Regions from separate parts of the Homo sapiens genome. Here regions 2 and 3 are each linked to region 1. A link is an interaction called in ENCODE POLR2A ChIA-PET data of the cell type or tissue named here. Cell type or tissue: MCF 10A. All regions are shown on one strand. Links, peaks and the distances in the headings refer to the core of each region. The heading gives the core; the rest is flanking DNA.

The links. Peaks named below come from ENCODE experiments on the same cell type or tissue, not always from the same donor. Only the 100,000 strongest peaks of a DNase experiment are listed, where the experiment ranks them.
Region 2: POLR2A ChIA-PET joins it to region 1 with 7 read pairs; 4 of 35 experiments call an interaction of 5 or more read pairs at or near these places.
Region 3: POLR2A ChIA-PET joins it to region 1 with 6 read pairs; 2 of 35 experiments call an interaction of 5 or more read pairs at or near these places.

Annotation. Positions count from the first base shown.
Region 1 is chr13:30,390,974-30,401,164 of GRCh38, forward strand. No RefSeq gene overlaps it. Among named protein-coding and RNA genes, the nearest start is that of LINC00426, 22 kb to the left of the region's middle. In MCF 10A, for the core only: no CTCF peak of the experiment used is centred there; a DNase peak (open chromatin) is centred at 4,688.
Region 2 is chr13:30,137,569-30,147,759 of GRCh38, forward strand. No RefSeq gene overlaps it. Among named protein-coding and RNA genes, the nearest start is that of LINC00384, 10 kb to the right of the region's middle. RefSeq lists an enhancer at 8,457-8,886. In MCF 10A, for the core only: no CTCF peak of the experiment used is centred there; DNase peaks (open chromatin) are centred at 5,023, 5,383 and 6,283.
Region 3 is chr13:30,120,186-30,130,376 of GRCh38, forward strand. No RefSeq gene overlaps it. Among named protein-coding and RNA genes, the nearest start is that of LINC00365, 16 kb to the left of the region's middle. In MCF 10A, for the core only: no CTCF peak of the experiment used is centred there; a DNase peak (open chromatin) is centred at 5,666.

The DNA.
Region 1 (10,191 bases), core at 2,063-7,062:
TGTATCAAGTGCTTAACCAGTGTAACCTATTTTACATTGTGTAACCAATGCATGCATTGTCATTTAATTCTTTTCTTTCTTTCTTTCTTTCTTTCTTTCTTTTTTTTTTTTTTTTTGAGATGGAGTCTTGCTCTATTGCCTAGGCTTGAGTATAGCGGTGCAATCTCAGCTCACTGCAACCTCTGCCTTCCGGGATCAAGCAATTCCCCTGCCTCAGCCTCCCAAGTAGCTGAGAGTGTGTGCATGTGCCACCATGGCTGGCTAATTTTTTTGTGTTTTTAGTAGAGATAGGTTTTCGCCATGTTGGCCAGGCTGGTCTCAAACTCCTGACCTCAGGCAATCCTCCCACCTCAGCCTCCCAAAGTTCTGGGATTACAGGTGTGAGCCACTGCACCTGGCTGTAATTCTTAAAACACCTCTACTATATAGATATTAGTATTACATATTACAAATAGGGAAACTGAGGCATAGTTAAAGTAACTTGTGCAAAGTCACACGGCTAATTAGGGAGTAGGGATTCCAACCCAGTCTCTGACTACAGAACTCTCAACCACTACGTTGAAGTTTTCAGGCACCACCTGTCTCAGATTCACTCTGACCGTGGGGAAATGAGTATGCATCTACACTCAAAGGTATTGTTACCTTTTTTCCTCACAATACTGTCGTCCAAGAGAATTAGCTCTGTGTCCAGTTTACAACTCTCCCACTCTGCGTCACCTTCCTATCAGCATATCAAAAACCACGCTACCTCCCAACTCTGCTTTAAGAATCTAAAGAACTGGATGCTGATGATGGCAAAGTCTGTTGATAGATCTCAAGCAGTGGCTCTCAATCAGGAGTGATTTTGGCCCGCAGGGGACATTCGGCTATTTTTGATCATCACAACTTAGGTGGGAGTGGGGAGGGGAGCTACCTGGTAGCAGCCAGGGATGTTGCAAAACATCCTATAATGCACAGGTAGCTCTCCCACCCACCCATCAGTCTGGCCCAAAATGTCAATAGTGTTGAGGTTGAAAAACTCTGAGCTAAAAAAATCAGTAATGCTCGTTAGCCCTCGTCCACAGCCCGGCCCGGAATGAAGCATGGCTAGCATGGCGGACACCAGTCAAGAAATGGTATCAGATGGGTTAGCTCTTCTGCAAGGGGAGATGCTGATGCTTGCACTTGGGCTTCTTCCAGCCAGCTAATTAACACATCTACAGATTGCCTGAACTGACAGCCTCCTTTCCCCCAGACAAACAGCATGCTGATAAGCCTTTCCAAAATCAAAATACTGTCCTGACAAACTAAGGGAGTGATTCAGCAAGGTGAGTCTTTCTGCTGCGCGTGAGGCAAAGGCATAGGACCTAGTCTAGAGGCAGTCAATGGGGTGGCATGCCCAGAGTGAAGGGCATGCCCAGAGTGAAGTATGGCATTAGTAAGGGCAAGGGGGCATCGGCAGAGAAAGTCAGGAAAGATCATTACCATCCAATGGGGAGGAGTGGAACTTTAAAACTGGTCAGGGAATCCTGTTGGCTTCACTCGCTTATTATTTTAGCAGGCAATGAGATCATGGTCTGCAAGAACAGAGCTAAAGAGCTGGGAGCTATAACCACATACTGCTGCAAATAAAGTCAGCTCCAGTATGGAAAGGAACACAAGGCATGGGCTGCATTTGATTCACCCAAGGTTCAAGGTCAGAGTTGTGCCATGAAGGCACCAGTGGAGTTGGGGGGAGGCAGACACACCTGGTTTTGAACTCCAGCTTTGAAATACTTCCACCATGTGTAGGCAGAAAACAATTTCTCTGAGACTTCATTTCCCATCTGTAGAGCAGGAGAAATAATAAGAGTCACTATGCAGGGCTGTCCTGAGAAGCAAAGGGTGTGATACGTGTAATCCAGCGCTTGGATAGGGGGCTGTGCACAAAATTAGTCTGGAACAAGAGCCAAGTCGTCCCTCCTGCTCCCCTCCTCCCTTTCCTTGCACATGGTTTTCCCGGGTGCCTGGCTGACAGAGGAACTGTTCCTGGGGCTGAGTCCTGCGATCCCAATAGAGGCTTTTTATTAAGTAGAATTTACACTGACAACCTATTCCATACGATATGTCCAGAGAGCAAGCTCACCTTAAACAAGCATATTCAACTTTTCTAGAGCCCAGAAAATCACTTTTTGAAATACTTATTATGAACCTGGGGTCCCTAGAAGAAGATTTACCATGAAGTTAATGAAAATGAAACTTCAGGCTTCTCACTTCACCCGTCCCGCAGGGAGGCTCAAGCCAGGGCCCCAGCAGCCTATGCATATGGTCACTCACTGTTATAAACTCTGCAATGGTAAGATGTTTAGTTGCTTCAGATCACTGCCTCTTTCCACCTTGACTTCCATTTGGCCACATTTCCTCTCCTTTTGGGTGGCTTTGGAATGGCCATGGGCATTTTGGGGACCTAGCAAAAGAACCCAAGTTAGAGCTACCTTTAGTTTTGGGTTGATTATGATATACTGATACAGTCAATTTCTTTCTTTCTTTTGAGACAGGGTATCGCTCTATCACCGGACTGAAGTGCAGTGGTGTGATCAGGGCTCACTGCAGCCTAGACCTCCTGGGGGCAAGCAATCCTCCTGTCTCAGTCTCCCAAGTAGCTGGGACTATAGGCACATACCACCACACCCAATTAATTTTTGGATTTTTTTTGTAGAGACTGGGTTTGGCCATGTTGCCCAGGCTGGTCTCAAACTCCTGGGTTCAATCAATCTGCCCAACTCAGTCTCTCAAAGTGCTGGGATTACAGGTACGAGCCACTGCTCCTGGTTGATGCAGTCACTTTCGTATAGCCAAGCTACTGCTTAGAAAAGGTTTCTGGGGATATTCCTACGTTCCGACTTAGCTGGCATGGAGTCGTAAAGGCTCAGACTCAAGCATCATATCATGATATGTGCATGTCCCCAGAGCAAGGGGGGGAAACAAGATGTGAAATAGGGTCCTACAAGAGTCTGGGGCAAAGCTTTCCAATCATCAAACTTGTACAATTGTAGGTACACTTAAACGGATCACTGGTCAAGATGAAAGTTCTCACCTTTCAGGAACATAAGAGGCCATCAATGAATATCTGCCCCAAAATGTGGGATAGAAAGGATTTTAGAGATATGTTAGTCAGTTAATTATATGTTTTTCTAAATTTAGTGATACTTTAATACCTAATTTTGTATGTTTGAATTTATATTCTCTTCCTTCCAAATTACATAAGCTTCAGGACCTACGAAACCTAGATTCACCCCTTTGGCTCACATGCTCTTATTTTAGCTTTTTTTTTTTTTTTTTGAGACGGGGTCCCACTCTGTCACCCAGGCTAGAGTGCAGTGGCGCAATCTCAGCTCACTGCAACCTCTGCCACCCGGGTTTGAGCAATTATCTTGCCTCAGCCTCCCGAGTAGCTAGGATTACAGGCACACACCACCATGCCCAGATAATTTTTTTTGTATTTTTAGTAGAGATGGGGCTTCACCATGTTGGCCAGGCTGGTCTCGAACTCCTGATCTCAGCCTCCTAAAGTGCTGAGATTACAGGCGTATTTTAGCTTTTTGAAGAGGGTAGGATGGAGAAAAAGATGAAGAGGGAGAAAACCAAACTTCCTAACTAAATTTTGTGAAATAATTATATTTCAGTGACACAGTGAAATTCTTTGTATGGTTGTTCTTTCTGAAAAGAGCGAAATGAAATAGGATTGAGAATCCTGACTATACCAATAGATTTTCTTTTAAGGCTGCGTCTGTTCTGCAGTGTTTGGGTAAAGCACTTTCTGTGCATTGTGAAATAAAACACGCCTAGATTGTTAAAAAAAAAAAAAAAAGGCTGTCAATTTTCCGTTAAAGCCTTTTATCTGTACTTTACCCCTTCCCTCCAGCAGATTCTAAACTCTTCATTCACACCCACTATTGTCACTTCCACACTAAATTAAACAAACTCAGTTCGATCACTGCAGTTTTTGGAAGCACAAAGTAACACTATACAAGTTAGAGAAAGTGAAAGAACTTCTTTCTAAATTCAAACGGCTGAACAAGGAAACATTCAGGTAGGCAGAGTCCTTGCAGTTTCTGTTCTTACCACAGAAAAACTTAAAGAAGCCACATTCTGGATGTTGTTTTTCATGTTAACAAAAAGTCCAGACGGACCCCATAGCTCACAGTGCTTCTTCTCACCCCTCGCCCCTCCCCAAACTCCATCGACCCAGAAGCATTAATTTCATAAGGAAGAGAAAACTTGGCTTTCTACTAAATTCAGCTCTGAATTCAGCCCTCCATTTCCCAAGGGCTAGGACCCAGAGCCAAGTCAGCCCGCCCCTCCCTCTCGCTCCCAGACCTGAGCTGCGGATGCTGCAGCCCAGCACTCCTCCAGGTTTGGAAAAGGCGGCTACGCTGGGCAAGTTTGGAAAGTTCTGGGAGAAGAGCGAAAGGAGGGAGTGTGTGTTGGCTCTTTTCCTTTCCTTGGAAAGCACTTAACAAGAATGACACCCTACCCCCACATCAAATGCCTTCTCTTGCAGTCCTGGTTGTTTTATAAAAACTGAGTTCGTGTCTTTAATGCCAGGATTTTCTTCCTGGTAGTAAGCATTGGCTAATGATTGCCAGTCGGCTTCTGCGTCTGTGTGCCATGTGACCTGGACACGTGACTTGGAGCCGGCTGTGGTTGTTACTTGTATTTGAATAAGAAGATCAAGCTTATTATTGCAGTAAAAGCCTGTGGGACTTGTCTGTGCAACGTGATTCCCCAGGCGGGTTACACAACGCACCGTACAGCCTCGTCTTCCAGAGGCTCCAGTTGTTTCGTAAGGTAAAACAAACACGATTTTATATTTTCCAAAGTGAAAGTCCATTTTCCCCCTGGAAAGTGTCTGATGATCCTGGAAAAAGATGAAGCCTAGTTTCTCCAAACCCTGTTAGTCCCCTTGGTACAGTAAGGTAGAACTACTGCCCAGCACACAATTAGAGAAAAAAAAACAAATCCAGTCTCCTTTTCAAATAAAGATTTAGGATTGACGTTAGAGAAAAAAACATCCAGTCTCCTTTTCAAATAAAGATTTAGGATTGATGTTAGAGAAAAAAACAGATCCAGTCTCCTTTTCAAATAAAGATTTAGGATTGATGTTAGAGAAAAAAACAGATCCAGTCTCCTTTTCAAATAAAGATTTAGGATTGATGTTAGAGAAAAAAACAGATCCAGTCTCCTTTTCAAATAAAGATTTAGGATTGACGTTACCTTTTACTATTTCCCCTTCTCCCTTCCTAAAAAGTCTTCAAGATATGCTCTTATCTACCTATAAAGAATTTACACTAAAAATGACGTTTTTAAATTTAAAATTTAAATGGCACGTTCATTTTGCGATTTTTTTCCCTTAGATTTCTACAACATTAATAGTTAAATTTTTATTGTCCACATACCCTGTAAAAGAGACATCAGAAGGATTCATCTTTTTGTAGGTGAGAAGAGCTGGATGTTCCCTTCAGGTTAGGATGTATGCGTGCATATATATATGCAAATATATGCAGATTTACCCCAGGAGGGCTTTTCCACGACCAAGAAGGTGACATCTTTACCATGCATGTTTTAATACTTTCCCCACCCCAATGCTGAAGAAGCCCTGCTATAATTTGCTTTCTTCTGCCTCTAAGGGTGATGACTCAACTACAGAGGCAAGATCAGGGAGGAACAATAGCTTTGGTTATCTCTAATGAGCGATCCAATAACCATCAAACCAGTGAGTTCTCTCAGCCCAAGGCTGGCGCCTCTGTGTGGAACCGCAAAGGGCACTTTTCTTTCTTTCTTTTTTTTTTTTTTTTAACTTTTATTTTAGGTTCAGGGGTACATGTGCAGGTTTGTTACACCGGCAAACTCATGTCACAGGGGTTTGTTGTACAGATTATTTCGTCATGCAGGTACTAAGCCTAGGACCAATTAAACATTAACTCTCCATTTTCCATTCCCCTACCCGCTGGTAACCACCATTCTGCTGTTGTCTCTAGACACTCATATAACTAGAGTCACATAGTATTTGTCCTTATGTGACTGACTTATTTCACTTAACATAATGTCTTAAAGATTCATCCATGTTGAAGCATATGTCAGAATATCCTTCCTTTTTTAAGGCTGGATAATATTCCATTGTATGTATACCACATTTTATCTATTCATCCATCCATGGACACTCGGGTTGCTTCTATCTTTTGGCCATTGTGAAGGATGCTGCTGTGAACCTGGGTATACAATTATCTGCATGAGTTCCTTTCAATTATTTCCTTTCAATTCCTTTCAATAGAAGTCATGCTTTCAGTTACTTTGGATAAATATCCAAAAGTAGGATTGGTGGATATATGGTAATTCTGTTTAATTTTTTCGAGGACCCACCGTACCGCTTTCCATAGAGGCTGTGCCATTTGTTTTTTCTAGAGATGGGTCTCCCTTTGTAGCTCAGGCTGGAGTGCAGCGGTGAAATCAAAGCTCACTGTCACCTCGAACTCCTGGGCTCAAGGAATCCACCCACCTCAGCCTCTCCCCGAGTAGCTGGGGCTACAGGTGTATGCCATCATACTTGGCAAAAAAATAAAAAATAATTTGTAGAGATGGATCTCACCATCTTGCCTAGGCTGGTCTGAAACTCCTGGGCTCAAGCAATCCCACCTGAGACTCCCAAAGTGCTGGGATTATAGGCATGAGCCACCACGTCTGGCTGAGGCTGTGCCATTCTGACCCTGTTGGTGGTTCAGGTCTTTGTAAGAGGTGAGCTTGAAAAAGACATAAATTTTATTCTTTGATTTTCTAAAGACTCACTAATGCTGGACATGGTACCTTGTTTCTGCCTTAGGCTCTCCTTCTACAGAGGGAAGATGGCCGTTACTATCTCTCTCAGGAAAACAAGGAACTATGGCAAGTGTTGTTGAGATAGGCTGGGAGAAATTTAGTTCAAAATATGGTATATGGCCGGGCGTGGTGGCTCACGCCTATAATCCCAGCACTTTGGGAAGCCGAGGCAGACTGATCACCTGAGGTCAGGAGTTCGAGACCAGCCTGGCCAACATAGTGAAACACCATCTCTACTAAAAATAAAAAAATAAAAAAAAAAATAGCCGGGTGTGGTGGTGCACACCGTAGTCCCAGCTACTTGGGAGGCTGAGGCAGGAGAATCACTTGAACCCGGGAGGCGGAGGTTGCAGTGAGCTGAGATTGCACCACTGCACTCCAGCCTGGGTGACAAAGTGAGACTCCGTCTCAAAAAAAAAAAAAAATACAGTATACCCTCATCCTAAGTTTTGGGGTCAGAGACTGTGCTGTCCCTTCCTCCATCATGAACTGTGCCCCTCTTTCCAATGCATAGGTCAAGGTTAGGGATGGCCATAGGGCCACTTTTGGGGGCCTAAGTTCTGATATCTGCATTGCTCACCAGACATGTATGTCAAGGACCTTCTCTGAGACAATGCTGCTTTTATAAAATACCATCCTTAGCCAGCAGACATATCTTGCCTGCATTTCTGACTTCTGTTTCAGCTCACCATCTTCCTTTTCCTTTGGTGTGGGCTACACGTCTAGAGGGAAGAGAAGCCATTGAATGTCTGTCAAAATCCAGCCAAGATTTCACTAAGAATATGCTAGCTGTATCCTTTCTCTCAGTCTCCCCCTTCCTGACCTCCTGGCCAGCGCTGACTCAGGATAGCAGAGGCTCTGCCAATTTCAGGGCACGCTTTTGCTCTCTGTTCAGTCACAGACCCACGTTAGGCCCTGTCAAAGCAGGAGAGGCCCTACACCTCTCTCATGAGGCACATAAGCAGTATTGGCATGCTGTTCTTTGGAAGGTTCCCCACAACTGTCCCTCGGCCCTCTGGCACTTTGGACAGGCTGGCCTTTTGGGCATTACCTGCCAGAGTCTCCGGAGTGTCCTCTGAGACTGGCTATGGGGAAACAGGGAAGGGGAAGGTGCTGGCGCTCATGCTGGAATAGTGCAATGTTTTGATCAAAGTTCACAGAGTGATCACTCCAGAGTAGCTGTGCTGTGTTTTTAGTCATGCTGACAGCAGCGAAGTGGCCTCTACACAAAGCCTTCTCTTGGTGCAGGATCAGAAACAGGGCTGGAGGGGGAGAACTCCTCGGTGCCGACTTACAAGGTCCCTAAGAAACAAGATCCCACCCGTATCTCCCAACAAAGGTTCAACTCTTGTTTCTGAAGCATGTGCTGCTAAATTAATTAGTCCTTAGTGGCCAGGAGAGAAGGGCCCTTGGTCATTGTAGCCATGCGGGTAATGCCCCACTGTCCCCACTCTCCCAGCCCCATCAGAGTAATACCCTACTACCCCCACTCTCCCAGCCCCATCAGGCCCCAGGGCTTGGCCTCTTGGAGGTGACTTACCCCTCTGGAGTGAGGCTCCATGAGGGCAGGGCCCCCTCTCTCTTAATCACTCTTGCATCCCTGACACCTGCAATCGTGCCCTGCAGAGAAAACATTCAATCAATATTTGTGGAATGAGTGAATCCATCACTGCAATTTTCTGTCCTGGGCTGGAGAATGGGCTTGCCTTCTCTTTAGAAGACAGTAACTGATGGCCTCGATGGAAAAGAGACAGATTCTCTCTATGTTGCCCAGGCTGGTCTTGAACTCCTGGGCTCAAGTGATCCTCCCACATTGGTCTCCCAAAGTGTTGGGATTACAGGCATGAGCCACCACGCCTGGCCTCACCTATTAAGAAACAGATTTTGCAGTAGGTTATGGGAAATTCTAGATGGAGTATTAGCACAGGAGCTGGGCTTGATGGGATATGAAGGAAAAAGGTCCCAGGAAGCATGATAGGAGAAAATGAGACAGCAAGTTTCAGATGTTCTCTGCCTTGATTTTATGACAACATACAATAGAATAGGGCATGTTACAAGAAACCATAAAGAATATTCCAAACGTTTTTTTTCTTTTGAGACGGAGTTTTCACTCTTGTTGCCCAGGGTGGCTTACAGTGGTGTGATCTTGGCTCACTGCAACCTCCGCCTCCAGAGTTCAAGTGATTCTCCTGCCTCAGCCTCCTGAGTAGCTGGGATGACAGGTGCACACCACTACGCCCAGCTAATTTTTTTGTATTTTTAGTAGAGATGGGGTGTCACCATGTTGACCAGGCTGGTCTCAAACTCCTGATCTCAGGTGATCTGCCCACCTCAGCCTCCCAAAGTGCTGGGATTACAGGCGTGAGCCACCACGCCCGGTCAAGAATATTTCACACTTATATAAAGCATGTACTAAATAACTCTAAGTAAATAGGATCCATAACTTGTTAGCTTGAATGCAAGGTAAAAATAAAATACAAATAAATAAAACAAAATAAATAAACAGGGTATTTTGAGTTGCTAGAAAAGAAAGAAAACCCTCATTTGGAAAAACCACAGGCCTCCTTGGAAGAAGTTAAGCTGGTGGTTAGGATGGGATCAAATTGTTGTCTTTATTAACAGCTGACAGTTGCTGTGAGTAAAACTCTGATCAACCCATAAACCCAAAAGCAGATCAGATGTGGGAGAGTTCTCCTTCAGCTTTCCAGCAAACTTGTCTCCTGCTTCAACCAAGTCAGACCTGGGCTGAGCCTGCAATGAAGAGCCTCAGGTCAGAGTCCAAAAAGTCATTAGGAAAAACATATGAATGGTAAAGCCACAAATAAAGATACCACCTAACTTCTCTACCTAGTGCCTCATGTAATTGTCAGGCTACAGGAAAGAGCGCTTACTTAACTCTGCGCTTGGCACTTGACAAATGTTTATTGGCTACCATTATTATTGTCATTATTGTTATACTGATGTGCCACAGATATAGCCATTAACTTTCCAAGTCCCAAATTAGAAACCTCTGGTGTAAAATTTGTTGGGTGCAGTGGCTCATGCCTGTAATCCCAACACTTTGGGAGGCTGAGGTGGGTGGATCACAAGGTCAAGAGATGGAGACCATCCTGGTTAACATGGTGAAACCCTGTCTCTACTAAAAATACAAACATTAGCCAGGCATGGTGGCGGGCGCCTGTAGTCCTAGCTACTCAGGAGGCTGAGGCAGGAGAATCACTTGAATCCAGGAGGCGGAGGTTGCAGTGAGCCAAGATCGTGCCACAGAGCGAGACTCGGTCTCAAAAAAAAAAAAAGTGTACATATACTCAGAGAACAAGATAGGCTACTTTGATCCAAGACTATCTAGAAAATTTC
Region 2 (10,191 bases), core at 2,328-7,327, 250 kb before region 1:
AGAAATGGCCAATTCCAGGCTAGGGATAAGAAAACTAATGGGTGGGCATAGAGCATTTTGCTGTTCCAGGGAGTAGAGAAGTGCTGAGATGGAGGGAGACTCATCAGAAGTTCATCAGAGCCAGCTGGAGGGGCTGCTGACCAAACTTGAGACAATATGACCATTAAAATGGTGATGATGGTTAATAGATGATACGACATTGAACTTTAAAACATCCACAAATGGATGTTTACCGCCTGGCCAACGTGGTAAAACCCCATCTCTACTAAAAATACAAAATTTAGCTGGGCGTGATGGCAGGTGCCTGTAATCCCAGCTACTCAGGAGGCTGAGGCAGAAGAATTGCTTGAACCTGGGAGGCGGAGGTTGCAGTGAGCCGAGATTGCGCCACTGCATTCCAGCCTGGGCGACAGAGCGAGACTTCATCTCAAAAAAAAAAAAAAAATCCACGAATCTACAGTGGTGCCCAAAACAAAGCAAAGGGATTGAATTTTGCAGCCACCAACATCATAAATGACTCAGGCAGGATCATCAGATGCAAAAAGCATTGCTGAAGGGTGCTGGGGAACAGGAGATTCACGTGACCTTAAAGCAACACTCCACATATTTCTCATCAGTTACAAATGCAAAAGATGTCATTCCCCTGGAAGACTGAGCTGCCATTACTTGCTATCAAAGTTAGCGTCACCGATAATGGGGTGAGGTGTCACTGTGAACCTCTTGGGGTATTTCTGTGGAGAGAGGAGGGAGGGTAAAAAGAGGGAAAAGGGAGAGAGAGAACAAATGTGGCAAAATGTTAATTCATGAATCCAGACAATGGATATATTCATTGTGCCATTCTTTCAACTTTTCTGTAGGCTTAGATTTTTTCAAAATGAAGTCTGTGTGAATGTGGGGGGAGTACTGGAGGGAGGTGAGACTTGGGGTGTGTTGGCCTGGGCTCGCCCTGACCTCTGTCCCAAGCACAGCCAGCTTGAAGCTTGGTGCTCTAGGAGTGACTTGAGAACTTCAGGGAGACAAGAATTTCCGAGTCAAGAGAGGCCAAGTGTGGCATCTTCCTACTGGAGGAAATCTGTGACATTCCCAAACACAGTTTCTTAGGAGCAGGGGAACTCACAGGACTACAGAACAGTGGCAGGCGAGGGCGGAAGTGCATGGGCTGGGCAGATAAGCCCGCGGCTGATGGCCCACACTCCTGCAGAGCTGCTCATGTTATTCAAAGGGGCATGGGCTCTAGATCCTTGAGGAATCGCCACACCATCTTCCACAATGGTTGAACTAATTTACACTCCCATCAACAGTGTAAAAGCGTTCCTATTTCTCCAGAGCCTTGCCAGCACCCATTGTTTCCTGACTTTTTAATAATTGCCATTCTGACTGGAGCGAGATGGTATCTCATTGTGGTTTTGATTTGCATTTCTCTAATGACCAGTGATGATGAGCTTTTTTTCATATGTTTATTGGCTGCATAAATGTCTTCTTTTGAGAAGTGTCTGTTCATAGCCTTTGCCCACTTTTTGATGGGGTTGTTTGTTTTTTTCTTGTAAATGTGTTTAAGTTCCTTGTAGATTCTGGATACCAGACTTTTGTCAGATGGGTGGACTGCAAAAATTTTCTCCCATTCTGTAGGTTGCCTGTTCACTCTGATGGCATACCCAAAGGATGATAAATCACTCTACTATAAAGACACATGCACGTGTATGTTTATTGAAGCACTATTTACAATAGCAAAGACTTGGAACCCACCCAAATGCCCATCAACGATAGACTGGATAAAGAAAATGTGGCACATATGGAATACTATTCAGCCATAAAAAAGAATGAGATAATGTCCTTTGCAGGGACATGGAGAAGCTGGAAGCCATCATTCTCAGCAAACTAACACAGGAACAGAAAACCAAACACCGTATGTTCTCACTCATAAGTGGGAGTTGAACAATCAGAACACATGGACACAGGGAGGGGAACATCACACACTAGGGCCTATCGGGGGGTGGGGGGCAAGGGGAGGGAAAGCATTAGGACAAATACCTAATGCGTGCAGGACTCAAAACCTAGATGAGGGGTTGAAAGGTGCAGCAAACCACCAGGGCACATGTATACCTATGTAACAAACCTGCACATTTTGCACATGTATCCCAGAACTTAAAATAAAAGAAAAAAAAAACAAATACAATGTACAATACACTGTTGCTAACTCTTAAAAAAGTGGGGACAGCATGGGCACTCTCTCTTCTCTTTCCTCCTCTCAGAGACTCTCTTCCACCCTCTGAGGTGGTGAATGGTGTTGGTCCATCGCTCAATTCCGCTGCTTCTGCCGAATCTTCTCAGTGCTGCTTGATGTCCGGCCGCTCTCCCTCTCAACTGTGGCCCTTGGGTTTCATGTCATACCTGGGTCCCCGTCCTCCTCTAGGCTGAGAGGGTCTCCTTTGTTAACTATCCTTACTCATTCTGCTCTGCGAATCTTTTTTATTGATACACAATAAGTGCATGTATTTATGGGGTACGTGTGCTGTTTTGATGGATGCCTAGACTGTGTGATGATCATGTCGGGGTGTTTAGGGTATCTGTCACCTCCAGTGTTTATCTCCAAACCTTGACACCCCCAGGACCCAGCCTGGGGGTGCCTTCCTCTCCCTCCACACACTTTCCTCAGGCAGTTTCATCTCTATGCAGCCTACTGTGTGCTGCCAACCCCCAAGTCTGTGTCTTGGTCCCATCGGTCTCCCAATGCACAGGCGCATGTCCTGAGCTCTCTGTTGGACACATCCATTTACCCGGGCGCCCTCCAGTCACCCTCATCACAGCAGATCCCAAATGCACAGGTAAGCTACCCACCCCAATACCGGAATCTGCTCTTCCTCTCTCTTCCTTCTCCAGGCCAATGGCTACGCTGTCCAGCTGGTCGTCTAAACTCCAGGCCTCATCCTGACTCCTGCGCTTCACCCGCTCACCAGATCCCATCAACCACCCAAGCCCTGTAGACCCCACCTCCTCCCACAGCTGCATCCTCCTCCCGCACCTCCTTCTACGTCACCTCCTTAGCACAGGCTATTACTTGCTTCCACACGGATTACAGTAACAATCTGCTATCTGGTCTCCAAGCTCTCAGTCTTGCTTCCTCCAAAACAGCCTCGGCCGGGCGTGGTGGTTCACACCTGTAATCCCAGGACTTTGGGAGGCCGAGGCAGGCGGATCACGAGGTCAGGAGATCGAGATCATCCTGGCTAACACAGTGAAACCCTGTCTCTACTAAAAATACAAAAAATTTGCCAGGTGTGGTGGCGGCCGCCTGTAGTCCCAGCTACTCGGGAGGCTGAGGCAGGAGAATGGCGTGAACCCGGGAGGCGGAGCTTGCAGTGAGCCAAGATGGCGCCACTGCACTCCAGCCTGGGCAACAGAGCGAGACTCCGTCTTAAAAAAAAAAAAAAAAAAAAAAAAAAAAAAAAAACAGCCTCCACGCTGCCCACATGATGACCTGAGAATACAAATCTGATCGTGCCACAAGGTCCCTCACCACTCAGCCTCAGGTCCTGGAATGTCCTCGTTCCTCTTTCGTAATGAACAATGTGCAGACCCCCACTTCCCATCCCCTGTCGGAGCTCGTGACCACCTGCAGGAGGCCTGCTACCCACCCTCCAGACGCAGCACCCACGTCCTGCCCTGAACACTCAGCAGAACACCCTCTTCTGTGCGCCCATAAGCAACTTGCCTGTCACTCTGGTCTCCTTCACCTCACTGGGTTCTAAGAATTGACTTCTGCACCTGTGTTACCCACTGGGCTCTGAAGCTGGGATACCGTCGTATTCACCGTGTATCTCCAGTGCTTATCATTGCGCCTGCCTTAGTCAATATTTGATTGTCTCAAGAAATTGATCTGAAAAAAATCTTGGAGTCATAAAGCATTGAGAACTGAAAGGAAACCCACAGAACAGCCAGTCAGACCCCCTCATTTTCACCTGAAGAGACTGAGAACCAGAGAGGGAAGGTGTTTTGCCTGAGTAAGGTGTTCTGCACCTTGTCATTGCTAGACCGAGATGGTCTTTTCCTTTGGTCTGCATAGTCAGATGTGTAGATAAATTACCGGACATGTGTGGGGGGAACGGAAAGGGGGGGCTCCATGTGTTCCAAACACCTGAACATCTCACAGTTCTGGAGGCACTCGGATTTATGAATAAGAGCACAGGTACAGTGGAATGTCACGTTTCCTATTTTTATTAGCATCCCCATTTGCCCGCAGCCTGATTTCTCTGACCTGGCCTGATTTCTTTCACACCCTGGCTTTTAGAGGGTGGCTCGCAGGTCAGATGATTCACTTGCTCAAACATGAAATCTTCTGCCAAGCTCAGAGGACATCTCGAGGGCAGATGCTCCTTTTGATCATCGTTTTATACTCTCTCAGCCTCATCAGGGTTATTAAGCCATTTGGTATCCCAGGCAACCTGGAAGCAGCTCCTGGACATTTTAGTCCAGAAAAGACAGTTCTGAGAGGAAAGAACAGCTCTCACGAGGGGCTGCCAGGAGATCTCTACATATGATAGGAAAGGCTCAGGAGGATGGTACCAGCTATGCATTTTTTTTTCTTTTTTAGAGACAGGGTGTTGCTCTGTCACCCAGGCTGGAGTGCCATGGCTCAATTATAGCTCACAGCAGCCTCAACCTCCTGGGCTCAAGCAGTCCTCCTGCCTTAGTCTCTCAAGTAGCTAGGACTGCAGGTGCACACTACCACGCCCAGCTAATCTTTAAAAATTTTTTGTAGAGACAGGGTCTCACTATGTTGCCCAGGCTGGTCTTGAACTTCCAGCTTCAAGTGATCCTCCTGCCTCAGCCTCCCAAAGTACTGAGATTACAAGCATGAGCCACCAACACCCAGCCCCAGATCCTTTTTTTCTAACCATGAAAATAGCTTCCTGTGGTCTAAAACCCCAGCTGAGTATTCTGCTGGGGAATCCACAAGTTTCTCCATCAGTCCAGACACAGGTTAAGCTTAATGAAAACACACAGCCAAAGAGCCGTGAGGTCACAGTCGGTGATTTCCTGAAATATTCAGAGAATGCTCCAACCCTCAACTCTGTCCCAGAGGGCATCATCCAACCCCACCGCCCTTGACAGGGAGCCACAAAAGTGCTACCAGTCCAGCCTGCTTGCCAAGCCCCGTCACAGCTGCCTCTTCCTGCAGGCTTTCTTTGAAACCTTGCTCTGGAATTCAGCTTCAGGATTCCTGCAAGTCCCTAGATCAGGAATATCAGATGTTGTGATTTTATAGGGCCTCCATTCAAAAACCACAGGGCCATTTCCATGGGTGTCTTGTTTGGCACATGAAAAGAAACAGAAGAAGCTGCCAAGCATGTGTCTCCATGAGTCATTAAGCCCTTTTCTCTGCTTCTGCCGGAGGTGTGCGCACATGCAGAGGGAAAAGGAAAAGCATGCTCTGAACCTCCAGGGCAAGCAGAGCCTCTTATAAACAGACACGTCCTTCAGACCAGACAGCGGCCGGGGAAGTGTGCAGTGGGCGGGGGAAGGTGGCTGGAGCAGAGCTTGGCGGGGCGCGTCCTCCACAGGGGGGTGTCCACATGTGGCCTGGCAGACCAGCTTGTACACAGACCCAGCAAGGCTTCTCAAGGGGCCTGCATTCCCCAAGCCACGTCCCTGAGATTGGGTGTCCCTCCTGCCCCGGCTCCATCTGATGTTTTGCAGGGCCTGGAATGGCCTCCCTGGCTTACTTCTCAGGGTCTCTAAGGATGTGTGAGGTGCCCTCAGGAGCACCCCAAGCTGCCCACTGGGACTCCTCCCACTCCTGTGCTCCTGCTGTTGCTGGTGTTCCTGAGGCTGTGAGCTCCTGGCAAGCAGTGGCTGCTGTCCTGAGGCTACTCCAAGGGAGTGTCAGGGGCACTGGGGCCCTCCTTGGATCTGGGAAGGGCACCCCATTTTCACCGGAAGCTTGGGCCCCGCTGATGCATCAAAGTCTTCAGATCCTGAGCCAATGCCAGAAGCACCTGACACCCCTCCCCTTTCTTCTGCCTGGTTTGCTTATCTAGACCTCCACCATCACCCCCAGCCACCTGACCCCAGACTCAATCTTAGGGTGTGTGAACTGTGGGAAAGGCAGGGACAGAGAAGAAATGTGGCCAGGGAACTGATGGCCACAGACACTCTTCCTATGGGGTGCAGGGTGGGGAGAGACCGCGTTCTTCCTTTAAGGGAAGCAATTGCCCAGAAGGAACTTCAGACCCTTTGGGCAGCTCTCCTGACAGCTAAATCCTAAGCCGAGCGCTGGTTCATTTTCAGCTGAGACAAAGTATTAGGAAACTTTGGCTTCAACTATGAGTCACTGAAAAAATCAAAACAAAATAGCAGTGGCTTAAACAAGATGGAAGTCTTTGTCTCTCTAATATTCCCTCAAAGGCTGGAGTTGGTCAGTACATCCCAGGCAGTTATGGAGACTGCAGAGCCAGGGACCCAGGCTGCTTCCATCCAGCAGATCTTCTGTGTCTTCTGTTCCTGAGGTCTCCTAGGGTATCTACACCCTATTCCTGCAAGTAGGAAAGAGAAAGGAAATAAAAGGGCACAGCCCCTCTTCTTAAACTTCCACTTCCTGGAAGTTGTAGCCACCACTTCTGCTTACATTCCATTGGCCACAATTCTGTCACATGGCCATGCCTAGCTGAAAGGGAGTCTGGACAATGTAGTCTTTAATACAGGCAGACTGTCTTGTGCCCAGCAAAAAACTGAGGTAAGTTCTAAAAGGAGGGGAGAATGCATAGAAGTCTGTGCCACAGACCTCCACCACCCCCCGTGCCATATACATGTGTATTAGTGTCCCAGACAAGGTGCAAGACCCTAAGTGGATATCCACTTTGGAGTCCCTAATTACCGGGGTGGACCCCTCCCAGTCTATTTTGATGAAGACCTTATCACCTCCACACCCATCTGCAGAACCAGACAGTGTCTCAAAAAGTGCAGGCTGGAGCTGCTTGTTAAAAATGCAGGCTCCCACACTCACTGGATTCACATCTCTGGGGGCAAGCCCTGAGAATCTGAAATTCATGCACACTTTCTAGGTCATTCTTATACACGCAGAAATTTCATGTCCACTATTTAGTCTATTTCAGAGAAATTAGGGGAAGAACACTTCTACACTGCTAGACCTAAGGATAGTAGAACTAACAGTAATTGCTGAGTTGGAAGGAGAAGGTGTTCAGGAGATTGTTGGTTGTGACATCTGGGAGTGCCACTCACAAGTTGTCTAGCACAGCATTGGGGAACTGGTCCAAGATTTTCAAGACAAGATCTGCTGTCTTCTGGTAATCAAATAAAAATCAGTGGTCATTGGAAGAGAAAGTAGCCTTCTCCACTGCAGCAGGGAAGGGAAGTGAGGAGACCACCATGAGTGAAGAGCTGACCACCCCCAAGAAAGCCAGAGAGCTGCTGGTGCCCTCTGAGAAAAGGAAGAAGAGGAAGAAGAAAAGAAGGTGAAATGAAGGTCGAGCACCAAGCTCTTCGCCAGACTGAGGTTTAGGAAGCAAAGACTCACCATCCATGTAAGTTGATTCCCAGCGGGGACAGAACTACCATTTGGGGAAGGAGACATTTCTAGAAGCCATAATGCAGGAATGTCACCAGGGACACTAGACGTCCTGAAACGTGAGGGACCACCCACACAATGAAGAGTTTTCTCGAGTCCTTGGGATATTGATGTTTACAATCATCTAAGCTTAGAAACAAACTGCATTTTACATAAAAACACGAAGCATTTTTGAACTGTTTAAATATAAACTGAAATTTTCAGAAGTGCAACTACCAAGTTTATTTCAGAACCCTCCCAAGAGCTGTTCACAATTTCAGAAATACATGTCAACAGCGGCTCCGCTCATGGCATCCGACTTGTGATTGGAAAAGTTCAGTCTGCATTTGTGGTCCCATTCATAGTGACTTTACACGTATGTCCAAGCTTCTGAGCTCCTTGTTAGGTTGTCTGGTTAGACATGCCTGAGCCTTTATATTTTTTTAAGTGGAATGTATTATTATCAATTCCTTTCCTTATAGTTTCTATTTATATTAATGTTAGAGTAATATAAGGATTTTTTAAAAATCTATTTCAGGAAAATAAAGGAAAGTTACAAATGACAAAAAGTATTTGTCATTACGGGGGCCGTGGGGGGTCTGGGGAGAACCTCTGCCCAGATGTGGCCCGAGGTTTTCCTTGGTATGAATGAGGCTGCTCATGACCCCTAGAGACTCTGTTGCAGCCACAGCTGATCTGGTTTACGAAGGCTTGTGCCCACCCAGCTGGCTGCCTTCAGTTTACTCTGGAGTTGTTGGCATGGACCCAGCTCTCAAAACATCCCCCCGATCAGCATCCATTGTGCAATTTATCTCAATGTGGCTATAGACTCAAGCGAGAACAGGTAGATCGCAGGGAACAAGCTTGGTCTATGCAGCAGCAGAAGGATATGGATTTGAGCGGCCCCCTGGCAGAGGCTGTTTCCGACTCAGGCCTCCAGTTGTCCCCTAGGCCTCTCTCAAGAGGATTCTCGTCAATTTGACACAGTCATTTTGTTACCAGGGACATTCCGACACACTCGCTTTACTCTTGTTTTGACCCGAGGACATTTTGATATGAACAGAAACCATCAAGCTTTCAACTGTGTTTATCACCAAGTAAGGAATGAAACAGACACTCACCCACACCTGGGCCTCACTGTGTCTCATATCATGCTGAACCCCTACCCTCTGGGAACTGGAATGCTTTAAGGCTCAGGAAAGGCTGCTGTACCAATTTATTTGCAGTAGAAGTCTGTTTTTAGGCTGGGCATGGTGGCTCATGCCTGCAACCCCAACACTTTGGGAGGCCAAGACAGGAAGATCACTTGAGCCTAGGAGTTCAAGAGCTGCTTTGCAACACAGCAAGACCCCGTGTCTAAAAAAAAAAAAAAAAAAAAAAAAAAAAAAAAAAAAAAAAAAAGCTGGGCATGGTGGCACAAGCCTGTAGTCCCACTGTCCCACTTACTCAGGAGGCTGAGATGGAGGGATCACTTGAGCCCGGAAGGTTGAGGTTGCAGTGAGCTATGATCATGCCACTGCACTCCAGCCTGGGTAACAGAGCAAGACCTTGTCTCAAAAAAAAATTTGTTTTTACAGTTGGTATAGGTCTTTCTATATAGAAGAGACACTCAAAATGATCTCACCAAAGTTTCCAGAATCTCTCATTTCACCCCAACACCAGAGGAGAGGAAACAGGGCTAAGAAATGAAAGACCCCAGAAAGAAGTGTCCACTTGGCTGATGCCAGCTGAGCAGGAAATACACGGAAGGCTCGGCAGGGTGACAGGCAGATGGGCTGCTCTTACCACCTGCCCCTGCCTCACGGTGGAGAAGGTCAAGGAGCTAGATGCGACCCTCTAGCTCAGTGGTTCTCAACCCGGGCCTCACATTGGCATCACCTAGGAAGCTTTAGAAAAGTACAGATACCTGAGTCCCACCCCAGAAATTCTGCTGTCATCAGTCTGGGGCGTAGCTGAACATGGGTCTTTTTAAAATCCCCCCTACATGATTTCAGTGTGCAGCCCCCATCAGGAGCCTCTGCTAGAGCTGCCATCACAGCCTCTCCAGCACGCCTTTATTCTGGCATTTTCTATTTCTTCTTACTCCAGGGAGAAGGCTTTGGTGATTAATTCCCAAGCAAAACCGTTCATTACTCCTTAATAAGATGAATTTCTATCACCAACAATAAGTCAGCCTGTCTCTGCCTCCCTTCTGCTCTTGAGAAATCTCTGTGTGTCACCCTCTTTCTTCTCTTCAAACTCGTTTATACAGCCATCCTGGCCATCATAAGGTTGTTGTTTTGTTTTGGGTTACTTTTAGGGGGTGGCATGGGGAGGGGGTCATTGGGGAGGCGGCTAATGGCCAATACATCAAATTTAACCCAAGCAGATGTTGCAGAACTGGGAGGTTTGAGGCACTTGAGGAAGTCTTTCTAGGGCCTGGCTCTGAGCAGGACTCCCCTAGAGGGCCCTGGGGAGCCTTGGGCTGGCACTTGTGTTTGCAAAGTCCAAGGAAGAAACCACCTCTCATGCCTTTCCCTTAGGGGTTGTGTGACATCCATCCAGCTGTAAGTCAAAGTTACTTCCCCTTTGTTTTATGTTCCATCTTGATTTTAAACTATTATTACATCTGTTAGAGAGTACACTGT
Region 3 (10,191 bases), core at 2,672-7,671, 270 kb before region 1:
GTGGACAACAGTAGGGAAGGGTTTGTATCCTCATCGATAAGAGGCCCAGACTCAGATGCCAGGCTTGAAGCTAAAGTTGCAGGTCCAACCATGAGGAAGAGGTTGTGCAGGTGCAAAGCACACAACATGTGCTTGTTGTCACATTCAATTTGAAAGCAGCTGCAGTGTCCCAGAGAGGATCTTGGAGGCCTAGAGGTGGGGAAATGCTTCTTAAACAAAACCTCAAAAGTGCAAAGCATAAGGGAAAAGCTTAATGAATTTGAACACATCCCACTCAAAGGGTTCTATTCAAAGAAGAACAAGGTTATGAGACAGATGAAAGATTGGGAGAAGACACTTGCAATGTCAAAAATAACTAGGAAACAGTATCTAAAATATGCAAGAACCTTGCAAATCAACAAAAATGATGGAAACCCCCTCTGCTCAAAAAACAAAGGCTCAGAAGAGGCAATTTGCAGGAGAGGAAACCCCCCTGAATAACAGGCATGTGAAGAGATGTTTAAACTCATTAGTAGAGAAATACAAATTAAATAGCAATGAGATATCACTTCTATTCACTCAACTGGCCAAAACCAGGAAACTGGATAATGTCAAGTGGTGGTGGGGATGTAGGAATGTTGGAATTCTTGGGCCTTGCTGGGGGTTTGTAGACTGGTACAGCCAATTTGGAGAGCAATACTTCATCAAATTAAATGTACCTGTCTTCTATTTCCCAACAATACCACCCCTGGACATGAATCATAGAAAAAATCCTTCCACACACCCTAAGGGACCATGCACAAAGAGACTTGCTGCAGTTCTTTCTGTGGCAGTAGGTGTCATCCATGGAGGTGGAGGAGCACAAGTGAAAAAGGTACACTCTGAAATACTCTATCAGAGTTGGGAGGAACAGACGACATGTACACGCGGCAACATGAACGGAGCTTTGAAAGGATAGTGTTGAGTCAAGAAATGAGAAGTGATGAGCTAGAGGATGTTTGTGTGCCTTCAACGATATGTGCCTTTAAACACTTTGTTTTTGAGAGAACACATGCTGATAACTACAAACAGGGAACACATTAGAATAGTTGCCTGTGAGGGACAGGAGAAAAGAAATGGGGAATGGAGGCCAATAAAATAAATGCCTGCCTGCACACATGAATGAATGAGATGGGGCTCTGAGGAGCCAATGATCCAGTGCATCATGAACTGAAGAATGTGGTGAACCCAACCATGTGCTTCTAAGAACAAACTAAGCAGAACTCAAGTGCTATATCCATTGCCAAGGCAATTCTAGAACTGAGTGTTAAGTAGATGACTTATGAGCAGAAGTAAAGAAAGTGGTACCATGAAGAGTCTATTATGGGTTATAAACCTAAATATGACACAACATTTTGAATAAATTGTATACAGCTACCAAACTAGCAGGTCAAGGAATTTCGTTAGACATAGGATTGCATTTTTTAGCAAAGCGTTGGCATGATCCCTGTGAAAAGGATGACTACATGTGGGCAGAGTAAGTAGTACCAGATACACAGTAAAGGAACTAAGTCCAGTAAAGCTACCTAGCTTCTCTGTGCTTGAATATCTTTATCCATGAATTTGAGCTTCCAGCTCTAGATAAACTGCTTTCATGATTCCTCTTCTCTTGGGTGTCCCCTAGCCTCAGGGGCATGTAGTGGAACATTCTGTGGTCCAGCCCACAGGAAGCAAGGGCACCAGGGCTGGCTTCCTCACTAACTAGCTGTGGGACCTTGGGGAGTTCACTTAAGTTCTTTGGGCCTGAGTTTTCTCATCTCTAAAATTTAGGTGATTTAGACTGAAAGGTCTCTCAGCTTTATGATTTATGAAATATGAATAAAATAGTCTTAAACTTTTTATTAAGTCATGAACTATAAGCTCAGTTCAAAGAGCTTTTCTTGCTCCTGGACCATTTGAGAATAAGCAGCATAGCCGATCTGCTGCACCAGCCCCCTGAATATTTTCATGCATATTTCCTACAAACAAAGACTTGCATCTACATAGCCACGTGCCACCACCAACATAGGAAATTAATGTTGATGCATTAGAACCCTGGACCCCATTCAAGCCTCATCATTTGGCCCACTCTAGATAAAGGACCCGGTTCTGAATCACTTAGCAGGCTCTGTCTCCTTGGTCTCTTTCAGACTGGAAGTGTTCCTCAGTCTTCTCTTGTCTCTCAAGACCTCCACACTTTGAAGATGACAAGCTAGTTATTTAGTATAATGTCACTCATATTGGGTTTGTGTGACGTTCCCTTGTGATTGCATACAGGTTAGACATCTTCAGAAGAAATCTCACAAATGCAATGCTGTGTTCTCATTGCATCCTATCAGGCGGCAGGAAATTTTGATTTGTCCTATTACTAATAATGTTCACTTTAATCACCTCATTAGATTGGTGTCAGTCATGTTCTCTGGAAGATCACTCATTTCCTCTTTGTTATAATCATTATTTTATGAGGAAGTATTTTTAAACTATAGCTACCAAGTTATAGTTTAAAAATGGCTTAACTACCAAATTATAGTGTCTAATATAATTGTGAGAAAATAAATATCTGTTGTTTAAGCCACTAAATCAGCAGTATGTTGTGAGAGCAGCCCAAGAAGATGAATACATTATTTATTGAAAACTGTGAGATCCCACAAATACCTCCAATTCTAATCCAACTGGAAACTCTAGTTTTCCTCCTTTCCCTGACAGTGAGAAGCTGGATTCCTATTAACCTTAATATATCCCTTCATTTGACCAATCCCCTTGTAGGTGGCCAACCCCCATCCCCACAACCACGCACCCTGCACTCACACTGCCTGTGGGGACACCCACATCAGGCCCGCTTCCCTGGGGAGGTTCGTCCTCCTCTCCCTACTCTGATTCCCACCCTGCCAAGGACAGCCGTCACAGTGCTTGGGCTCCAATAGCCCACCCCACACCAGGCCGGCCTCTGCCTACAAGCCCTCCTTCATTGACTTGTGTGCTCCTAAGCTCACAAAGGAACCTACAACTATAAATACCTTGAAAACTCATAAATATTTTAACTTTACTTCCTAATACTTCCTACTTTAAAAATACCAGCTCCTTCCACCTCCATGGCATCAGATGTTCAGAAATTCTCCTCCTCTGAAAGGACACATGAGGATGGGCAGGAAACCTGAACGAAGGCAGGCAGTCGGTCGTCTCTCCCCTATTCCCTCAAAACTGCAGCTCTGGGGCCCAGCAGCCTCCTGGAGGTCTCCATGTAGACGGTTCATGAGCGCCTTCACTGACATGACCAAGCTGACCTTGGCCATCCTTGTCTCTGTGAGTGGCACCACCATCCACTCGATGACTCATTCCAAAAATCTGAAGTTATTCTTGATTCTCCTCTCTCCCGATAGCCCTTTCCACACGGTATATATTGACTTGACTTCTCAAACATCCTCCGAGCTTTCTCCTCTGTCCATCGCCAGGCTCCTCATGGGGCCTAAGCCACCGTCATCCTCCATCGAACAGCCATGTTCTCCCTGGCTCCTGGGTCCCGCCTGCCTCCCTGGGTGGCCATGTCATGGTTCGCAGCCATGCACCCCTTCATTCTTGCTGAAAGGACTGTCCCTCTCAGCCTCATCCACTTTGGCCTGGGCCTTGGGACTTGCTTTGGTTGCGGGTGGCAGGGCTCGTGGGCCCTGGTTCCACCTGTGTCAGGGGCTCCCCCTTCAGCCTGGTCCTGGGGAGAGAAGGCAGCTGGAGCACAGCAGGGCCCTTGGCTCTCCAGAAATGTGAGCAAGAACTCACATGTGAACCATGGTAGGCTTTGGTAAACCTGGGGACGTATCTTCCCATGGCAAAGCTTATTAATAAGTCCCCTAAAATCTATTCCCCACAGTAGCCACTAGTTATGTTCAAAAAGTAAATTCTGCCATGTCTTTCCCTTGCTTTGCACCCACCGTGGCTGCTGCAGTTCTCTGAGTAAGAGGCCAGCCCTGATGGGAGCTCAGGACACCTTAGCCCTCCTGCCACATCCACCTCCAGCCCGACCCTCTCCTCCCGCCCCTTACTCTCCCCTGGCACTCCCAGGTCTCATTCTGGTCTGCCGTCCCGGCGCTGGCTCTTCCCTTTGCCTGGGTTGAGCTGCTGCCACCTCAACAGGATGGCTCACCTCATGATTTAGACCTTAGACGGAACAGCCCTGCTCCAGAGAGGTGACCTGACCACCCGTCCCCACTGGGGCACCACCCAGGCACCACACCAGCCTCTGCATCACGTGCAGCGCACTTGTTCAAACCGCTGGTGATTTCACGTCTCTGCATATTTTACTTGTTTATCGTCTCCTCCTCTCACTCTGGGAGTGCAGGGAACCATCTGTCTGGGCACTCACAGGTCTCCTTGGGCACAGAGTGGAGCCTGGCATGCACCCAGCACTGAGTAGGTGATGTACGCATGGACAGTGTGCAGCCAGGGCCTTGAAAGCAGTAATGCTTTCCCTGGGTGAGATACAGAGACGGCCTTTGAAGGAAAGACAAGTAAGACGGAAGTCTGAAGACCAGATGGGAACAAGGAACACCAGCCTGTGCGAGGTGTGGAGGCATCGCAGGAAGACCCTCGGAGGAGCTGTCAGGAGAACAGATTCTGGTCCAGCTCTGAGATGTGACCTGGGTGCCCACTTCTCTGGGCCCCGGTTGTCCTCTTGAGAAGCCGTGGGATATTCTTGAAAGGATCTCTAAAGCTCTGTCTGGTTTTGTGATGCTTGAGTGTTTTGCATGCACGGCAACCATCTTTGGAAACAGACCCAAGTCCAGGGTTTGGTGAGGAAGTGGCTGAAGGCCATTCACGGTCGGTTCACTCTTTCAGCAGAGAGAACAAAAGTGCAAGCCCCTGAAGAGATGTGGAAAGCGCTGAGAGGCCGGAGTCGGTCTGTTTGCTCCTGGGGCGCCGAGGACCCTCCTTGGGGCTGCAGGCGGAAACTATCCCGGAAGCGAGAGGACCTGGGGCTAAGCTCACTCACTTCCTGAGCCACCAGGATAAGTAGGCCACTTTTCTGAGCATCAATATTTTTATCTATAAAATAGATCTAACACTGCCAATTTACAGGGATTTTGCGGAGATTAAATAAGAAAACATAACAAGAAGTGCTAACATGTATTGAGTGCTTAGTCTGAGCCAGGCACTGCACTGTTATTTACATGTCTTATTTAATTCTTATGACAATCCCATAACATTGGGACTATTGTTATCTGTACTTCTAGATGAGGAAATGGAGGCATGGAGTGCGTAGGCAACTTGTCCAAGGCCCCTCATTCAGTGACCCATAATCTGCATGACTTCCGTCACTCATCCCACCTAAGTAGTAAATGCACCTGCTTCTCCATTCACATATGTAGCAAGTCCAGCAGTGCCTGGCACGGAATAGACACTCTATAAATCATGCATTTCCATCCTAATGTCCAGTTTTCAGCAGTGCATTAGCTTGGTCCTCTGGAGAATGTTTTTCTGCCTTCTGTAAATTAATGCTGGTACCTAACTGCTTTGGAGAGTCACTTTGCCCTGAGCTGTGTGTGTGTGGTGTGAGTGTGTGTGTGTGTGTGTGTGTGTGTTGAACTTCTAGGGTTCTCTGCTTCCAGTCACTTCTCCCACCCCTAGGTATTGCACAAGGAGAGTGAAGTGTTTGCTTTGTAAATGCAGCTTGGAAAAGCACTGTAGATGGATAAAAGGTGCTGGCCGATGTGAGTCATTCTCATAGGCTTGGCAAGGATACTTCAGAGCAAAGGAGGCCCTGGGCAAAACAATAAAAACATCTTCTGAAGCTCATAGAAGTGCATCTTGCTTGGGAGTCTGTGGGTTGCATTGTACAGAATGTTCCCGGAGTTCAGGAATTGGAAGGAACTGGTAACATAAAACAATTCTAATTGTCTATTTTAAAAAGCAATGTTGGAAGAATCAAGGATGGGAATAATAAGCAAATAACTTAGCTGAAAGATTTTATTAGTTATTTCAAAAATGCATTCTCCAAAATTTTTCCTTTTTCAATTTTAAAGAAAGGTAAAACCTTTTCCCAAAAGAAAAAAAAAGTGTATTTTTTTTCTATTATTTCTTTTCCCAGATCTTTACATGTAATTGATAGATTTGGGAGCTGGAAGAATTGTGGAAATCGCCCAGTTGAATCCCTTCCTATTACAGTGAGAAACCTGAGGCCTGGCAATATTAAGGTTTGGCCAAAGGCACACAGTGAGAGCAAAGAAATGCAGTCTCTAAATGTATTCCACCAGAGCCTTTCATGGTTTGAAGCATTTCAAAGCCCAAATTAGTGTAAACCCCAAAAATGCATGTCTGTTTTGCAAGCTGCCCACCCTCTGTGCTTGAATTCACCCAGCCTAGGATGCTTAGAAGCCCTCACGGGGCCTGTCCGTCTCTGAGGAGTGTTGGGTGTTCGTGAAAGTCCTCTTTTTATTGATCAGAATGTGATTGATCTTGTGTGGCTTCTACCTGTATCAATGCCACTTTATTCGCCTGCTGCTGGAACTTAGAGAACTGGAATCTAGTGTTTCTATGAGTCCTACCCTACGTGTGGACTAAAGGCCTAGCCTAGAAGAGGCAATGGGGAGCACACCGATTTAACTCCAAGCTCTCAGATAGGTGCCTGCACACTGCCCTATTGATCATGACCTCCAGAAACAATCTCATCTGAGCTTATCCCTAAGTTTTCACTCTGGATGACATTTTCCTAAGCCCAGCCAGAGGGTGCGACAGGAGGAGGATTCTCCCTGGCTCCCTGTCCCTGCTTTTCCAGGCAGCATTATCAGTCCCACAGCTCCTAATGGTGTTCCCAAAACAGGGCTGTGAAGATCTCTTCCTGCATGGCCACAAGCTATAAAGCTACCCAACCCATAAACCACAGCCAGCCAAAGGCCGACAGTGCACCCGAGAGCTTCTGTGCTGCACCAAAGCTCCAGAGCTGTTCACCAGGTCTTGACACTTCATGCTTTTGAGGCTAGATCAGAGCCCTATTAGAGGCTGGAGCCTTGCAGATCTTTTCCAGGCAGCAAAGCTGAGTAGCCAGAGTTGACAAAGGGGTGGCAGCCAGCTGCCAGGCACACAGAGAAGCAAAGCCAGGCGGAAGGCTGGGAATCATGAGGAGGAAAGAGGTTGTCACTAAAGAGACCTTATCTTGAATAAGTCAGTAACAGCTACCATTTATTAACTACTGGATGCCAGTCTCTATGCTAAGCATTTTATATGTTATTTCATTAAATTGCAATAAATCTGCACTAGAACCTAATAAGAAGGCTATTGCCATTCCGCTTTACAGAGGAGAACCTGAGGCACAAGGAGGATGAATCACTCGTGAGGTCACTTCATTAGTAAGTGGCTGAGATAGAAGTCAAACCTAGATTTACTCCAAATGAAGACTCCAACCGCTACTCCATTGGGCTACTTCCTGCGTAGATCCCCCTGAAGCTGAGAGAGGGGGCCTCTCTCTCCTCCCACTCCCCGGCACCAACATGGTTTGGGAGCTCCAAAGTGCCTTTAGCATTCAGTCACCTCTGAGTGTCAGATGCTGCTGCAGGCTGGGATTCCATTTATGGCAGCAAAACGCCAAGCCCAATGGAAGACCCAACTCATTCCTTCTCTCAACACTGAACTCTACCCAGAAGCCAGGTGGTCAGTCACTGGTCAGAAGGGACCATTTCCTTCAGTGGGGCAAGAGATCTGATTGAGGACTCAGTCACCCATGGAACCTCTAGGCACTTTTAGGGCCTCCAAGCAAACCATGAGGCACTAAGAATTACGGCAGGGCTGCCCCAGTAGAAATCACACGGTGTTTTAGAGTCAGTCTCTGAACATGGATGATTGAAGACCAGGCCCAAAATGATGCCAACCCATCCAGGGCAGCCTCAATAGCTCACTTGCCTGGGAGCGAGACTCTGAATTCAGAAGTTAGCCAGTGAGCATGGCAGTTCTGTTACTGCCTGCTTAAAGACCTTTGTTGTCAACATAGCAGAGTTGGAATGTGTTAGCCCAGCTCACATGAACTTTATGTAACATACTTCATTAGCTTTATATGCTATCCAACTCACACACTCTCCCTTATCTCCTTCCACACTAATCTTTCACTCCTCAACACCTGCCAAGTTCTTCCATGATCTGGGTCTTGGCACATGCTGCTCCCCATTCCCCTACCCAGAATACACTTCTCCTGTTCTCTACCTCATGCACTCCTACATAGTCTTCAAGGCCCAGTTCAAATGTCCCTGCCCCTCCAGAATCTTCCCTGACCCCCAGAAGTTACTTCTTTTATGCATCACATAGTCGATTATTCAGACATCTGTTATACTAATTAACTTGTAGGAACTCTTTTTCTTTTCTTTTTTTTTTTTTTTTTACAGTGTAGCGGAGGAAGTTTATTTACGGATGTGGGGAGAACATGGTAAAGGCCCCTGGGCTGGCCAGCAAGGGGGCAAGGAACTCTTACAGCTTGTTAGGTATGTCTTCCCAACTAGGCCCTGAACTTCTCAAGGTTGCAGTTGCAACAGTGATGATAATGGCAACACTAACTAGCTGTAGCAGGTAGGGTGTATGGCTTGGCAGAACGTCTGTGTAATTATTAGCAAACCACCACTGTGTTGATTGAATAGGTGTAAGATTCTCCCATCTTGCTCTGCTCATGCTTGCAGCCCACATTTCCTGTCTCAGAACCTGTATGTGCATATCGCTGGTTGATGAACCCCATCTGGCTCTGCAGTTTGACTATTCCTGCAGTTTTCACTTTTCTCCTTTCTAGTCATCCTTTTTTTCCATGCTGTTGGTCTGTCTTCATGAAGTTTCATCTTGCTCTTTTTTTTTTTGAGATGGAGTCTCGCTCTGTGGTCCAGGCTGGAGTGCAGTGGCACAATCTCGGGTTACTGCAACCTCCGCCTCCTGGGTTCACGCCATTCTCCTGCCTCAGCCTCCCGAGTAGCTGGGATTACAGGCAACCACCACCACGCCCAGCTAATTTTTGTATTTTTAGTAGAGATGGGGTTTTGCCATGTTGGCCAGGCTGGTTTCCAACTCCTGACCTCAGGTGATCCACCCACCTCAGCCTCCCAAAGTGCTGGGATTATAGGCGTGAGCCACCATGCCCAGCCAATTGCTTAAAACTTTTAAAACTTTAAGTGAATAGAATCTAGAAATGCATACCAGTCTTCCAAAGAATCACTAATAGTTGTTATATATCAGTGTCCAAATCTTAATCATAAATGATGTGATCAGTGAGTGATTCTTGAACATTCATTGCTGAGGGTGGTCATAGCACTTCACACTCCACCATCCTTGGGAAGGCAGCAGAAGCATCATTGGTGCAGATGCAGGTATTGTAACTGCTATTCCATAGACAGATGGAAGTGGCATGCAGGAGAGGCAATAACCCTCCCACAGTCCTCACCACATGCCCCTCTCCTCCGCCTTGGGAGCTTTCCAAGCATGATAGTGGTTGGGCCTCACAATAACCTCTGAGAAAGCTGTTAGCATCAGGAAGTCAGAGAGGCCATCCGAATACACCCTTCTGACCTCCCCCCTCTTTACCTCAGGGCATAATGTGAAGTTTCTTCAACAGGACCCTCCCCATGAATGTTTGTAGGGCTCATGACTCAATCAATGAATGGATGGCAAATCCACTCATGTCATCGAGACATGAACACTTGGAAACTGAGGGAAATGTAGCTTCCTGTGAGAGTAGCAGGATGGTGATGTGGTGATGCCAGGATGAAGGGAATCATGGTGTCTAGAGGCTGGGCAATTTGACCCTTCCCAGACCCTGAGGACATGGGGTCTCCGAAGCAGATGCCCAAGTAAATCTACTCCAATATGGGAAGATGAAAGTAAAAATTCTATTCATAATTATTTTGTTTAAGAATAAAAGCTTGAGTTACATAAATATGTGATAAATAAATGGACAGTAGAATATGTGTGTGCATATGTATGCATATTTGTAATTTTTTTTTTTGAGACAGAGTTTTCCTCTGTCACCCAGGCTGGAGTGCAATGGCACAATCTCAGTTCACTGCAACCTCCACCTCCCGGGTTCAAGCAATTCTCCTGACTCAGCCTCCCAGGTAGCTGGGATTACAGGTGCCTGCCAACCATGCCTAGCTAATTTTTTTTGTATTTTTAGTAGAGACAGGGTTTCACCATGTTGGCCAGGCTGGTCTCGAACTCCTGAGCTCCAGCAATCTGCCC